Linked DNA regions of Homo sapiens: region 1 is linked to region 2. Evidence: chromatin loops called from intact Hi-C (ENCODE). Cell type or tissue: PC-9. All regions are shown on one strand.

Evidence for each region. Peaks named below come from ENCODE experiments on the same cell type or tissue, not always from the same donor. Only the 100,000 strongest peaks of a DNase experiment are listed, where the experiment ranks them.
Region 1: it touches region 2 in a loop (5-fold over the local background); 15 of 110 quality-filtered maps call a loop at or near these places.

The regions. Positions count from the first base shown.
Region 1 is chr9:112,093,325-112,101,324 of GRCh38, reverse strand. SUSD1 (sushi domain containing 1) reads left to right here. Exons shown (of 17, transcript NM_022486.5): 10 at 2,663-2,855. Among named protein-coding and RNA genes, the nearest start is that of LINC02977, 57 kb to the right of the region's middle. RefSeq lists enhancers at 1,754-2,672, 2,673-3,592, 5,642-5,811 and a silencer at 3,314-3,433. In PC-9, CTCF peaks have their summits at 3,224 and 3,423 (motif pointing left); a DNase peak (open chromatin) is centred at 3,394; H3K27ac peaks cover 551 bases.
Region 2 is chr9:112,788,729-112,796,728 of GRCh38, reverse strand. All of the region lies in intron 1 of SNX30 (sorting nexin family member 30), which reads right to left. Among named protein-coding and RNA genes, the nearest start is that of SNX30, 42 kb to the right of the region's middle. RefSeq lists an enhancer at 926-1,220. In PC-9, CTCF peaks have their summits at 3,101 and 3,302 (motif pointing right); no DNase peak of the experiment used is centred here.

The sequences.
Region 1 (8,000 bases), 700 kb after region 2:
AGGGAGGCGATCTTGGCTCACTGCGACCTCCACCTTCCAAATTCAAGCGACTCTCGTGCCTCAGCCTCCCAAGTAGCTGAGATTATAGGTGTGCACCACTATGCCCTGCTGATTTTTGTATTTTTATTAGAGATGTCGTGTCACCATATTGGCTAGGCTGGTCTCAAACTCCTGACCTCAAGTGATCCACCCGCCTCAGCTTCCCTAGGTGCTGGGATTACAGGTGTGAGCCACCGCGCCCAGGCCAAAATTAATTAATTTATTCTATTTACCAGAAGTATATCACATATTAGGACTTGGAAGTTTCCAATTCAAACTGATAGAAATATATAGGTAAATAGGCAACTACAATATGGTATAATGAGTGCTTTGACAAAAAGTAAATTAATAATGGAATAATAAAAGTAAATAAGTATAAAAATAGAGATTTTATTTGTGTGTGTGTGTGTGTGTGTGTGTGTGTGTGTCCAGGTACAATTTTTTTGTTTTTTTTGAGATGGAGTCTTGCTCTGTCGTCCAGGCTGGAGTACAGTGGCATGATCTTGGCTCACTGCAGCCTCCCTCTCCCAGGTTCAAGCAATTCTCCTGCCTCAGCCTCCCTAGTAGCTGGGATTCCAGGCATGCCCCACCATGCCCAGCTAATTTTTGTATTTTTGGTAAAGATGGGGTTTTGCCATGTTGGCCAGGCTGGTCTCAAACACCTGACCTCAGGTGATCCAGCTGCCTTGGCTTCCCAAAGTGCTGGGATTACAGGTGTGAGCTACTTGCCAGGCCAGGTACAATTTTTTTAACCAGAAGCAAAGACTGTTATACTGAGTCATAGAAAGTAAGTAGGAATTGGCCAGGCGTGGTGGCTCACGCCTGTAATCCCAGCACTCTGGGAGGCCAAGGCGGGTGGATCACGAGGTCAGGAGATCGAGACCATCCTGGCTAACACGGTGAAACCCCATCTCTACTAAAAATACAAAAAATTAGCCAGGCGTGGTGGCGGGCACCTGTAGTCCCAGCTACTTGGGAGGCTGAGGCAGGAGAATGGTGTAAACCTGGGAGGTGGAGCTTGCAGTGAGCCAAGATCGCACCACTGTACTCCAGCCTGGGCGACAGAGCAAGACTCCGTCTAAAAAAACAACAACAAAAAAATTAGATAAAGGTTAATTTGTGTGACATGTGAAACACTTTTAAATTGACTGGAAAAAAGTCAATATTTAAAAGCGGTTTGCTAAAGAAAATAGACGTATTGCCTAAACACGCATGAACACATTATGCCTCACTAGTAAGTGGTCCAGAAGAATAGGGGACTGCCAGACCGTGGAGGAGCAGCTCTGACGATAGCATAGTCTAGGTTGTGGCCATGGATATGGGTGGCCAAAGTGGAGTGAAGGAAGTTCATAGCATTGAGCTCAAAGAACTCTGAGGCCAACATTTGATGGTTTATCTGTAAGGACCTTTAAGTTATCCAAGAGAATTCAAAGAGTTTGAGAGAGAAGAATCCTTATGAACCACCTGTCAGGGTCTTGGATGACTGTCAAAATTGATAAGAGAAGAGTTAGTGATTGATGGGAATAAGGAGGGATTGAGGGTGGTATAGACAATGGTGCTAGCATCAGTGGCAACACCGAGCATATGTCTCCACCAGCTAATGCACCCTAACTGATCAAGGGCTGATCATATTACTTATAGGACCTTCACGAAAGTTTTTTCCCTATAATTCCCTGCTGGAGCTGGCAGTGCGTAGAGGATGGTTAGGTGACAGTGTGTGATATGACTCCATGGATCAAAAGCCCTTTTACCAGAGGTCTAATAGGAAGGGTCCAGTGAAGTACCATGGCATTTGCTTTGAATGCATAATCTGGGGTGGTCCCCATATGTTTTTGTTTTTTTTTTCTTCCATGGGTAGGGTTAAGGAACCCACCTAGTTTAAGTACTCTGTTCTATGAGGCTTGTCCATGGATTTCTTACAATGAAAAGAAACTAAAAGAATTTTGGTTGGGTGCAATGGCTCACACTTGTAATCCCAGCACTTTGGGAGGCTGAGGTGGGCTTGAGGCCAAGAGTTTGAGACCAGCCTGGGCAACAAAGTAAGATCCTGTCTTTACAAATTAATTGTAAAAATAATTACCCAGGTGTGGTGGTGCATGCCTGTAGTTCCAACTACTCGGGAGGCTGAGGATCACTTCAGTCCAGGAGTTTGAGATTGCTGTGAACTAAGATTGTGCCACTGCACTCCAGCCTGGGTGACAGAACAAGACCCTGTCTCAGAAAAGAGACAGAGAGAGAGAGAGAGAGAGAGAGAGAGAGAGAGAGAGAGAACGAAGTATTCAGAAGGGAAGGAGGAAAAAAAATAATTTTGCCCATTAGCTCCAATGTAATCTCTTTCACTTGCGTTATAATCAAGGGATTATTTTGGAATAGACTAATATTTTCTTCATCTGAGATGTAGTTATGCATATTAAGCTTGGTCCTATACCTGATTGTGAGGACAGGTAAGGTAGCTTTGTCAAGTCCTTCCTCAGGTTAGCTTGCTATTGTCTTAAAAGTAATTCTAAGTGGGCAAGGATAAATAAAAGGAACTTTCTTGTTTTAACTCCATTTTGCTAATAGTCTAGGCACCTGTTAGTCAATGGAAAATCTAATGTAACACTTTCTTTTAATCTCATGACAGTTTACCGTTCTGGGTCAGAGGTGGTATCTGGCTAACTTTTCTCATGCAACATCGTTTAACTTCACAACGAGGGAACAAGTGCCTGTAGTGTGTTTGGATCTGTACCCTACGACTGATTATACGGTGAATGTGACCCTGCTGAGATCTCCTAAGCGGCACTCAGTGCAAATAACAATAGCAACTCCCCCAGCAGGTGGGTGTAGACGTCTTTCTTTTTTGTGCCTCAGGACAAATTACCTATGTGAATTGAGCAGTGTGGGCGGGCATAAGAGTGCTAGTTTGGGAGTCAAGAGACAGGGGTTCCAGTTCTAACAAACTTTGTTAGCTGCGTCTGGGGTTCAGGATGCCTGAATCTTACCACTTATCCCCTTCCCTGAAGGGTACTGGCTCATAGAGGGCACAGACCAAGGATAGACTGATTTATTCAGAGCTCCCTGGGAGTCCTAAGTTGAGAATTCCATAAAGCATTTTATCTCTCACCCCAAATTTAAGACAACTGAACCCTAAGGGTATTCATTATCGGCAAGTAGAACGAACTTCCAGGAGACCAGAAACGTGGGTCCCACAGTGTCAGGCACTGGCAGGCAATACAGCCTCAGGACTAGGCCACGCATAAGCAAATTAACTTGACATAGAGAACAGAGGCCTGATTAAGGTCAGGCTCCTTAGAAATTCTTCCCTTGCAGTCTTTTGAGGAAGCCACATAGGTGCCAGCTGTATTAACTCCACAGCTCCCCCTAGTGGGATGGCTGTGGTGCAGCCATCACTACTATTTCTTTTGTTCTTTAATCCTGTGGGTTTATCAGACAAATTTACGGGCAACCAGAAGAGGCTACCCCTTTGAAGGAAAGCAGCAGAAGAGGGTAGGTCCTGCTGCTACCTCCCTGAAGCCGCTCTGTGATATTCACCTCTGCTCTTTGTGGGTCAGGGTGGGCAGTTTGGCCTTTGCATTTAGAAGACTCTGGGCCGGGTGCGGTGGCTCACGACTGTAATCCCAGCACTTTGGGAGGCCGAGGCTGGCAGATCACCTGAGGTCAGGAGTTCGAGACTAGCCTGGCTAACATGATGAAACCCTGATTCTACCAAAAATACAAAAAATTAGCTGGGCATGGTGGTGTGTGCCTGTAATCCCAGCTACTCGGGAGGCTGAGGCAAGAGAATCACTGAACCCGGGAGGCAGAGGTTGCAGTGAGCCGAGATTGCGCCATTGCACTCTAGCTTGGGCAACAAGAGCCAAACTCCATCTCAAAAAAAAAAAAAAAAAAAAGACTCTGAAATGTGTTAGACACTCATGAGAGCCACGTAGCACCTGAGGCTGAAAATTAATTTTTTTTTTTTGAGATGGAGTCTCGCTCTGTCACCCAGGCTGGAGGGCCAGGTGCCATCTTGGCTCACTGTAACCTCCACCTCCTGGGCTCAAGTGATCCTCCTGCCTCAGCCTCTTGAGTAGCTGGGACTACAGGCGCATACCACCATGCCCAGCTAATTTTTGTATTTTTAGTAGATACAGGGTTTCACCATGTTGGCCAGGCTGTTCTCGAACTCCTGACCTCAAGTGAGGTCTTCCAATTCAGCCTCCCAAAGTGCTGGGATTACAAGTGTGAGCCACCGTGTCTGGCTTCAGTTTTTATCCTATTTTTTTTATCAGATTGAGCCTGGCACCTTGTCCTGTCTGTATCAGCAGAGTTTGCACAAGGAGCACCTCATGACATCATAAACCTACCCCCCAACACATTTTCAGCTGCATAGTAATGCTCGCAAATTGAATATGAATTCCCTCCAATTATTAAATTCTTAGAGAAATAAAAATCTATAAATAAAATCTAGCTGGGTGCAGTAGCTCACGTCTAATTCCAGCACTATGGGAGGCCAAGGCGGGTGGATTGCTTGAGCTCAGGAGTTTGAGACCAGCCTGGGCAACATAGTGAAACTCTGTCTCTATAAACAATACAAAAATTAGCTGGGTGTGGTGGCATAAGCCTGTGGTCCCAGCTACTTGGGAGGCTGAGGTGGGAGAATCTCTTGAGTCTAGGAGGTTGAGGCTGCAGGGAGCCGAGATTGCGCCACTGCACTTCAGCCTGGGCAATAGAGCAAGATCTCCTCAGATAAAGAAATAAGAATAAATAAATCCACCTCTCCTTGTAAAATAAACTAAAATGTAAAGGCATGAAGTCCCCAGTTTTTTCTATCCTACATCTTTTCTGCTGAGTCTTGGCCAGAGTGTCCTGCTGAGTGGAGAGTGTGTTCTAGCTGTTGAAACCTAGGAATCTTGTTTTGTAATAGATGCTACTCCTTTGGTGTATAGGAGACTGGCAAATGCTGAGGTTTTGAGGCAGGCACATACTTGGCATATTCTAGGAATGTCATGGAAACCAGTATGGCTGGAGCAGAGAGCTGGGGACAGTGGTGAGAGATGAGGTCTAAACTCTAGCATGAGTATAATAAATGAGAGGCCCATGGTGTCAGGTTCAGAAAGAAGCCTGTTGTTACCTTCTCCTTTGCCTCCCTAAATTACTAGTAGTAAGTATAATGTAGCATGCCATAGTTCAGCCTCTGTAGGTTACCAAGCAGTCTGGAGTCTACCACGTGTCAATTTAAACTTAAATTGGGAAATGTCTTCTCGTCAGGGTAGTTGGATTCATTTTGACACTGTACTCTCCTTGAAAATTTTAGACATTTGCAGTGGTGGCTCTAGGTCTTTCTTGATGCCCGTTCCAAAGATTAAAACCTTTCCATTTTCGTTGCTCCCTTGAGCCCTATTTCTACCCAAGCTTCACCATTGCTGAAGATCTTTATCTGTTTAGTGAAAGAGTCTCCCTTCTTTCTGGGCAGGACACCCCACATTTATCTTAGGAAACTCTTCAAGTGAAATGCATCATCTTGCATGCTTCCTTCCCTGTCTCCATTTCTGACTCTTTTCTCTGAATTTCTCTAAACCCAGAAAGATCCCCCAAATTGTTTTAGTTCTGGACTCCACAGGCTCCTATTATTGAATGTCTGCCTGTGAGTCCTACTTCCTGGTTAGGAGATTTTCCCTTTTGTCTCCCATGGGGAATTACCCTCAGCTGATCTGTGAGCTGCTGTTGGGTTTCCAGAACCTGAACTTTCACTGGTCTGATGAGGTCCAGGAAACCCCCTGGGCTAGTGGCATTTCGCCCAAGCCCTACCTTCTTGGAATTGAATTTCCAAGACTTAAATGGTCGGTGCTTCTTTGATGGAAACTGAAACACTTCTTGCTCCCGCTTCCTTTTCTGTATCAGAGAGATAAGCCTGCAATGTTCAAGGTCCCTCTGAGAACGTTCTTACTTAGCAGGTCCTGCTCAGCTCTAAGCCTTTACCCTTCCATTTAAGTTGTTTCTGTTCCGTCTTTATTGCCAGGTAGGACTCATACCTTTTGCTAGGTCTTAGTACTTTTCCTTCTCTATATTTGCTTTTTGTTTTCAGACTTAGATTTTTGTTCTCCTCACATATTACTTTGGAATCTGCCTCCGAGGTCTCTGTAGAGAAAGAATGATGTCACAGAGCTCTCGACCTGCCATAAACATCCAGTGTTAAAATACCTTCTTCCCACTTTCATTTTCACTAGGAGGCATTTCTTTCTATTCAGTTCGGCCTAAACCCAGGCCTGGGCTTTATCAATTTTCATTCTCCCTGGACCTTGTTTAATACAGCTCTATTTCCCAGGCAGATGTCCTTATAGCCGGTGCAATACCTGTTGCCCCATCTTACAAAAACAATGCCACCTTGAAACTCACTTAGTGATGCTTGAAGAATTCTACACTGATCATTCACTGATGATTCTCTTTTTAAACATGTTCACATTTCTTTAACTATAGAGTATCACAGTTCCAGTTATTAAGGAAGAAACGAAGAGTTCTCATTAATGCCTATTCTCGCTCCCCTATTTAAAACTTTTCCTTGTCATATTTTTCTAACTGGGCCAATATGATTTCAAATTTTCTTCTTAGTGTTATTTCCTTCACTTTGTTTCATTCCTCCTAATCTTATCGTTTCTCCCTAATCTTATCCTGTCTGCAAGACCAAAACCTGTTTTGTAAACTGACTTCATTCTATTTTCAGAGATGGGGAAAATCTCATTTCTAGGAACAGAGTTCTAGGTGTACACTTTTTGCTATTTCTTTTTAGCATTTGAGTTTGTAATAATTCCACTGGACTTTTTTTCTACTTTAGCCCCCAAAGAGTTTCTTATCTAGAATCCCCGGTCTGAGTTTCTGTGAAACAGATCATCCAGGGCCATTTAAAAGCCCTTGGTGTGGGGGTGAACTCAGCCTGTGGAGAAACCGTGGATCCAGTCTTTCTACAGTTCTCTCCTTAGCCCTGGATGAAATTCCAAACAATATAAAGAGAAATGGAATTTTGGCAAGCTAATCTAATGTTGTCTACTAATATCTAGCTCCCCAAAATGCTCTTTAAAACCTCCCACCATTGCTCCCTTTGTGCATCTTAAACTTTAGCAAGTGTAATGATTACCTGGAGAGCTTATGAAAACACTGGTTCCTGGGCCCCATCCCAGAGGTTCTGATTCAGTAGGCCTTTGGGGAGGGGAGCAAATTTTCATTTCTAGCAAGCTTTCAGGCCTTATTGATATTGTCAGTCCACATTTTGAGTCGCATTGCTCTAACCACATAAACCTTAGCTACTTCCGGGCAATGTCAAAGCTCTTGCAGGCGGAGACATAATAAGAAAAGAAAGACTGAAATAAAAAAAAAGTGGTAGCTAAAATAATTCCATCTGCTCCTGCCTAAAAAGCCTATGTCTTAGAGCTTTGTCTGATTTGCAAAGTTTTCCTGGTAATCAGATATCTACCTACCTCATCTGTTCCTGAATTCCAGCTGCAGAGACCAGGAGCTCTCATCTTCCATCATGGTGCCTTGCTCCGCTGTGGCAGCTCTTATCTTTATACTCAAGGCCCCAGTCAGTATATCTGTCTTTTGCAGGGAGATACTGAATCTTACCTCTCCTTTCCATCTGAGATTAACAGGACAAACAGATAGATAAATGACAAATAGAGGATCAACTTTATTGATCTGGGCAAGTTTCCAGGAACTCTCTCCAAAACTGAATTTCAGGTAAAAGCTATATTGAAGGATGAGGTTTAGCTATTGTGGCCAAGTGGAACTTCCTACTTGCTGGAATTCCCCCTGGAAATATGGGCAGTTGGGTCTGTAAGGGACCCTTGCCTGGCTTACCCACCCAGTCTCAGGCCGAAAAGCAGAGGAAAGGGCGGTGACAGACACTGGGTGCTTACCTCTTGGAGACCGGAGATACCCAGAGTGCTCCTTGTACCTGTGCACAGGCGGGTCCCAGAGAGCAAGTC
Region 2 (8,000 bases):
CCTTCAACTCCCATTTCTGCTGACCACAGATCATTTAATCACATACCTACGCAATATCAAAAAAACTGTAATTACTAAAAGGGTACCATTTTTCACAGAAGGTACTCATGGCAATAGACCTCCCCCCTCCGCTTCTCTTCCGTTATGCTTCTGACTACAGGGCAGATGGACAAGCTCATCAGCTGGGACGTCATACCTTCAACAGCCCCTCTCAGTGTGGACGTGACTGCAGAGTCCAACTACAGCAGCAGCCACTGATGGGACTGCCTTTTCAATGTACTGGTACCACGGGACACACGGCGTCCACACCCCAGTGTCTGGGGATTTGTAGGGGGACAACATCTTCTCTGGAACTCCAGGATAAACATCATGTCTTGGTTATTTCAGTAAACATTTAAACACTGACCTCAGGCAGGATGCCATGCTAGGCATCACAGGGGCCCTCCCTTAACATTTTATCAACACTAGCACACCGGGCCTCCGAACAGCTCTGTCAGTGGACAGACACTGCACAAAAGAAAAAGAATTCACAATCTTAAGGCAGAGATGCCAAAATCAGCTCAGACAGTGGTTTCCCACAATCTGGCCTGGTTTGATCTCAGCAGCCTCCTTTCTTACCACCTCCTTCCACATCCGAGGGACCAGTTCTCAGGAACCACCCAGCAGTTTCATGCCCCTTATCTTTGCTGGAAAAGCTCCCCTGCTGTACATAATAATCTCCAAATATCTTCCAGGAATCTGCTTGAATCCCCTCTCCTTTAACGCTTTCCTTGACCCACTCCCTGGTAGAATTACTCACACCCTTCTCAATACTTTGAAGACACCTCCACTGAAGCATTTTGTAGTTTTAATCATTTATTTATATATCAAACTTATCCACAAACACTGTAAGTCCCCAGTGACTGCAACTGTGCCTTGCTCATCATGTGTGCGTGTGTGTGTGTGTGTGTGTGTGTGTGTGTGACTGTACTGTGAGTGTGTGTGTGTGATTATCTTTCTGTCTCCCCAGGTCGGGTAGTGACTTCAAGCCAACTCCCCTAACATTTGCCCTGGGAACCTCAGCCAATAACCTTCCAGGAACAGCCCACATAAAGATCTGAAATGTCTTGGCCAGACAGTATGAAGTTAGTTCTCGAATCAGTTGTTGGGAGTGAGGGAGGGGAGAGTCAGTCAATCAGACCTTGCCACATACTCCAGATTCTTCCCTCCTATGCTACCCTGGCCCATGGTAGGTACTCAGTATTTCATGAATGAATGAATCTTAGAAACGACCAAATTCAATCCCTTGCCTATCAAAAGTACTCAATAAATGTCTGTGGAAGGACAAGCAACTGAGGCTAACCTGAGCCAGACTGCCCAGTTCTGAATCCCAGTACCACTAATTACTACCAGTGCAACTTAAGCAAGCTTCTTAATCTAAGCCCCGATGTCCTCATTTATAAAATGGGTATAGTGGGATTGAGTTAGTTAGTATATGGAAGCAGTTGGAATAGTGTGTGGTACATGGCTGGTGCTGTATCACTATTCTCTCTCTCTCATACACACACACACAGACACACACACACGTGCTTGTAAGTATTCTTGCATCCTCTTATAAACTATGAGGCTGGGTTCATAGCAGACACACAATAATTGCTAAAAAATAAAAATTGCATTGAGACCCACAGTTGGGGCCTCAAATATATTTTCTTAATGATTTTATTATAACAAAGGATATCCAGAATAGCCTTTGTGAAGAGTTACAACTACATAGTTGATTAATAATGAAAACTCCCCATTGTTGCAAAATACCAATTTTCACCATGTAGGTTTCCATTATAAGAGCATTTCTTACTCCTTCCCACTTTTACTTTACCCTAGGAAGACAGATGCAGAGTGAGGTTGCTTTACAAACTCCTCTGGTTCAAAGAATTTCAATTTTAAGATACACCATTATGGTCAGCCAGCCACAAGACAGAATATTAAATTAACATAAATCACTGGCAAAATTTTATATTACATTAAACATATGATTTATGAAGAGAGTGGTATAGACTAGGAGCCAATATAGTTTTAATAAAAATAAGTTATGCTAAAACAATCTAATTTCTCTTTTTGATTCTATTGGAGGAATATGGGCAAGTGAATGATCTAGTCTCAGAGGAGCCTGACAAAGCCTCTCAAGGCATCTTTACGTTAAGGGTAAAATGATGGCTCTCTGAATACACAGACTGCATATTACTTTTCTTAATTTACCCCCCTCGTGCCAGGTACACAGCAGATGCTTAAAGAATGTGTTGGCCACGCGCAGTGGCTCACACCTGTAATCCCAGCACTTTGGGAGGTCGAGGCGGGTGGATCACGAGGTCAGGAGTTCAAGACCAACCTGACCAACATGGTAAAACCCCATCTCTACTAAAAATACAAAAATTAGCCAGGGGTGTTGGCACACGTCTGTAATCCCCGCTACTCAGGAGGCTGAGGCAGGAGAACTGCTTGAACTTGGGAGGCGGCGGGTGCAGTGACCTGAGATCACGCCACTGCACTCCAACCTATGCGACAAGAGCAAGACTCCATCTCAAAAAAAAAGAAAAAAAATGAATGAATGTGTTCTATACAAACTGAATATTCTTGATTGTTGATTTTGTTGTAAAACTAAAGCTAAGCCCACTTTGGAGAATAAACTCAAAGGGATAATCTCAAAAATGTTCTGTTCAAAGATGTTCATGATACAAAGAACACAGAGTGAAACCTAGAAAAATCCCAAAGGCTCAATAACCAGGAAGCGGTCATGTTTGTATGTGTAATGTGACACACTTGTTTAAAAAATTAGAAAGCTAGACCTCTAGATAAACTCAGTGAGTTGAACACAAGCCTCTGCGTTCTCCCTTTTTCCACCCTCCAGATACTAATTTAACCTAGAGAATGAAAGAAAAAAAAAAAAACAAAAAACAGTGGAGGTAAAAAGAACAAGAAAAACAGTGACTGGAGTCATATCAATACTGGAAATGAGGAAAGGGTGCCATCCAAATGCCAAAGGTCTCAAAGGCTGTCTACTGGTTCTACCTGGGCCACAACTGAAAAAAGAACCCAGAGGAATCTAACCCATGTCACCGAAGTTACTTCAGGTTATTGAGGTTACTTAATAAGTAGAAAATGTCCTTGAACCCCCTTTACACGCACGCTAATTTGAAAGTGTGATTGTCAGTGGGGAGTAGAGGACATGGAAGGTTTGGCAGTGGGGCAATCCAGGACCACCAAGGAGTTGGCTGCTGTGACTGTGACCAAGGGGATGCCAAGCACAGGCAAATACACCAAGTGTGGGCCACCAGCAGAGGGCACCCCGCCCACATGGCCTTCTCCCCCCGCATGATGGGTAGAGATGGAAGCAGCAGCTCATAGGAACATGAAGGCATCTGGGTTGGCTGCCCTGGGGTGTGTCCAACAAGCCCAAAGCAGGCCAGACTGCAAATGCTGGGGGGACTGAGCTCTACTGAGATGGGGGGAGCAGCTAAAACACAGAGAAAGCCAGGCTTCTTTCCCATCTGACAGATAACTAGTAATCTATGGATCTAAGACAATGCTAACAACATCAAGTAGAAACACAGAGGATCCAATATAATCCACTTGTTCTGATGGGGGCAAATAGCAGGTCTGAATTATTATCTCATCAGAGGCAAGTAAACCATAAAAACAACTCAAAATGGCATTAGCTCATCACTCAGACCTAAGAAAACCAAAACACAAAAAAAGCAAGAGTCCTCAATAACAGATAAACATGCATTTGAAAAAGATGAAGCCCATAAAACAGAACCCTTTAGGCCAGACTTACTCTGTGTTCCCATTAAAAGAAAAAGAAAAAAAAAAGCCTAAAGAAAGTGGAAAGAGAATCTAAAAATGAAAGCATAAATTAAAACAGAAAAGAACAAAAGTTATAAACAAAAGCAAAATTTAATTCTTCTGAAAGATGAATCAGATAAACTAAAACTTAGGAAATCTGAACAATATAGAAAAAGGAAAATGGCCCAGGTGTAGTGGCCTCAAACCTATAATCCCAGCACTTTGGGAGACCGAGGCAGGTGGATTGCTTGAGCCCAGGAGCTCAAGACCAGCCTGAGCAGCATGGGGAAACCCTGTCTCTAGTAAAAATACAAAAAGTTAGCCAGGCGTGGTGGCTCAAGCCTGTAGTCACAGCTACTCAGGAGGCTGAGGCATGAGAATTGCTTGAACCTAGGAGGCAGAGGTTGCAGTGAGCAGAGATCGCACCATTGTACTCCAGGCTGGGCGACGGAGAGAGATGCTGTCTCAATAAAAAATAAAAAAAGAGGAAAATGGAAAAAGGGAACAGGCAATAACTATTTAGAACTTGTGTCTATGTATGATTGTAAATTAAAAGGTTGTGCTGTGAATAACTATGCCAACAAATTTGGACATCTATATGAGCTAGCTGGCTTTCTAGGAAAAATTATGTGATCAAGGTGAAATTAAATAGAGAGAAAAAACCTAAACAGATAAATAACCACAAAACTGTTGTCAGAGAACATCCACGAAGAGGTAAGCTGGGTCCCAAGTGTTTCACAGTGAGCACTCATGAACCTTCAAAGAGTAAGTCCTACTTTATTCAAATATTCTAAGACATAATTTTAAAATGCAGAAACCTTTCAAATCATTTCATGATGACTATCTATATCCGGTATCAAAATATTAGGACAAAAAAGAAAACTGAGAACAAGCATAAACATCATTAATAAAGTAACAACTAACAGTACACTAAAAGAATTTTTGGAAAAAAAATATATACCAGGATCAAGTCAAATGTATTCCAGGGAAGCAAGAATGATTTAACATTAGGAAATTTATCAATACAATTTATTACATTAATAACATTACTTCATTACACTATATTACATTAATATACATTACTTCAACCACTGTTGAAGATACTCATGTCCAAAACTACCAAAATATTTACTGGCATCACTCATATCAGCCATTCCATTTAAATCTCTAAGTAAAATTAAGAAGTAAAAAGAAAGTTCCCGGCCAGGTGCAGTGGCTCATGCCTGTAATCCCAGTACTTTGAGAGGCCAAGGCGGGTGGATCACGAGGTCAAAGATTGAAACCAGCCTGGCCAACATGGTGAAACCCCATCTCTACTAAAAATACAAAAATTAGCTGGGCGTGGTGGCACACACCTGTAGTCTCAGCTACTTGGGAGACTGAGGCAGGAGAATCGCTTGAACCCAGGAGGCGGAGGTTGCAGTGAGCAGCGCAATTGCGCCACTGCACTCCAGCCTGGCGACAGAGCAAGGCTCCGTCTCAAAAAAAAAAAAAAAAAAAAAAAAAAAAAGTTCCTAAATATGTTTAAAAGTATTTATCAGAAAACATCAGCAATTAATCTTGAAGACATTATTCTAAGTGAACGAAGCTAGATGAGAAAAGCCACATGCTATATAATTCCATTTATATGAAATGTCAGAACAGGCAAATCCTGAGAGACAGAAAGCAGACTTGGTTGCCAGGGGCTACAGGTAGGGGGAACAGGGAGAGCCAGCTTAATAAAGACCAAATTTCTTTTTGGGGTGACAAAATATTCTAAAATTAGATAGCGATGATGGTTGCACAACCCTGTGAATATACACTCAATTATATACCTTAAAATGGTGAATTTCATGCTCTGTAAATTATCTCCAATAACAATAAAACAATAAAAAATGTAGTGGACATATTTTAAAAATGAAGACCTTTTAAATCACAAAGCCATGTCCACTACATTCAGATATAAAGTATTTGCCATAATTCAAAACCATTCTGGAAAGTCTAGTTACCGCAATAATATAGAGAAGAATACTTGAACTCATACAGTGATCTGCCACATGAGTTCATGGCAATAGGTCAGGCTCCTCCCAAATTATCTAAAATTTGTAATATACATAATAGGGAGCAAATGTGTTTAAAGCATTTTTAAATGGTAAACATGAACTGCTATATTTACTAAATGTTCTGGGAAAGAAGTGGAGGACAAAGACTATATGGTAGATTGCATTAGTGTTCATAATTATGAACTTCCCATCCTTTAAAAGGATCATATATTCTTCTTATTGCCAAGTGACTTCCCACAGGAAGACACATCCCCACCACACTGACTTTGGCCTTGGACACGTGACTTGCTCCAGCCACTGGTACATGGTACATGAATGTACATCGGATCAGAGCAGATCCTTTAAGAGCCAACGCATGCTTCCACCAGCTCCCTTGCTCCTCGACTTTGAAAGTAGTGTGTCCCAAACAGGGGCTGCTCCTTTGGAATGGGAAGACTTGCAGGAGAGGGCCAGAGAAGCTGACTCACAGCCACTGACACACGGCATGACCTAGAAATACATGTTTGTTGCACACCTTAGCATTTTTGGAGTTATTACCACAGCAAAGCTGACTAGTACATATAATCATTAAAATGTCTGTATAATTTTTAACAGTCTAAATAGGACACAGTGATATAAAAAGTAGGGAATATTAAGACATAGAGATTTATCTTTTGTTTTGGAGAGTTATTCAAATGTATCTTAACTATTGATAGTAAGTCTCAAGTTCTGCACTGCTACTTGCTTATTAGTAGGAAGTTCAGTTTCCCTTGCCACACAGCCCAGGAATTCCCATCTCAAATATTCTCCAAAAACTCCAAGGTTGCTTGTACAAGTATCTCCAAGTTCCCAAGGCCCATAGCCTATGGTTTCTAAGTTAGTATCCCCCCTGAACAGTTTTATGTGTTTCTACTTTGGATTCAGGACCATTTTTCATAAGGCAAGGCTTTTTCTTTAGACATGGTTTAAGAGATCACCTGTTTCAAAGCTTTGTCACTAAAGTTGTTTAGAAACTGAAAATGTTTTTCATAGGTTTTCTATTAGAAAATCTGCCCTTCAAGCAAATTCTACCCATTGGCCTGATGCAAAAGAACACTTCTTAACAAGATCATAAAGTCAAAATGAAAGAATCCAGGTCCACATTCCTTGGCAAACTTACCAGTGTCTGTTAATAGATTTTTCTAAGAATCTCCAGACTAACATTCACTTCTCCAGACATTCTTATGATTCTTAGGAGCCAAGATTTTCCCCAACTCTCAGCTGCATTTACCATACACAATTCCTGTTCATTCCTTCTAAGGAAGATCCAGTATTTCAAGCATATACTAAACACCGAATACACAAGGCCAAAATCCCAATGCAGTGCTACCAAACAAAACAGAATATAGCATCTGTGTTTAAATAACTTTAGTTGGGAATATGGACATGAGACCTCTAACTCTGATGCAATGCAATAGTGGCTATGAACAGAGCTCCATGAATGGATGGGGGCAACTTGAGAAGAATAAGTAGACTTGCCAAATGGAAAAACAAGGCTGGGGGAGAGCTTGGCCAGGACATTCCAGGCTGAGAAATCCCCAAAAATCAAGGGCGAGAGGCATTTCCGAGAGCCTGTTCCTAACAATAACTAAGATCCCCAACACAAAAATTCTTCCTCTGCTGCTGGTCAAGGATGTGCATGCCACCTGGAGGACTCAACAGAACAAGCAGACAGCTTTCTACAAAGACAGAATGCACCTTTCCAGAGGGCACGAACAAAGAGAACACAACTCGACCTAAAATCCTGTTCTCGGGGCCAGGTGCAGTGGCGCACTCATGTAATCCCAGCATTTTGGGAGGCCAAGGCAGGAGGATTGCTTGAGCCCAGGAGTTCAAGACCAGCCTGGGCAACATAGTGAAACCCTATCTCTACAAAAAATACAAAAATTAGCTGGGCGTGGTGGCGCATGCCTGTGGTCCCATCTACTGGGGAGGCTGAGGTGGGAGGATCACCTAAGCCCAGGAGGTTGAGGCTGTGGTGAGCCGAGATCGTGCCACTGCACTCCAGCCTGAGTCACAGAGCAAGACACTGCCTCAAGAAAGAAACAAAAAATCCTGAAATCCTGCTCTCTTTTCTGCCCACTTTGACCCTCATTCTCAGGATCTTGCCAACTGAAAACT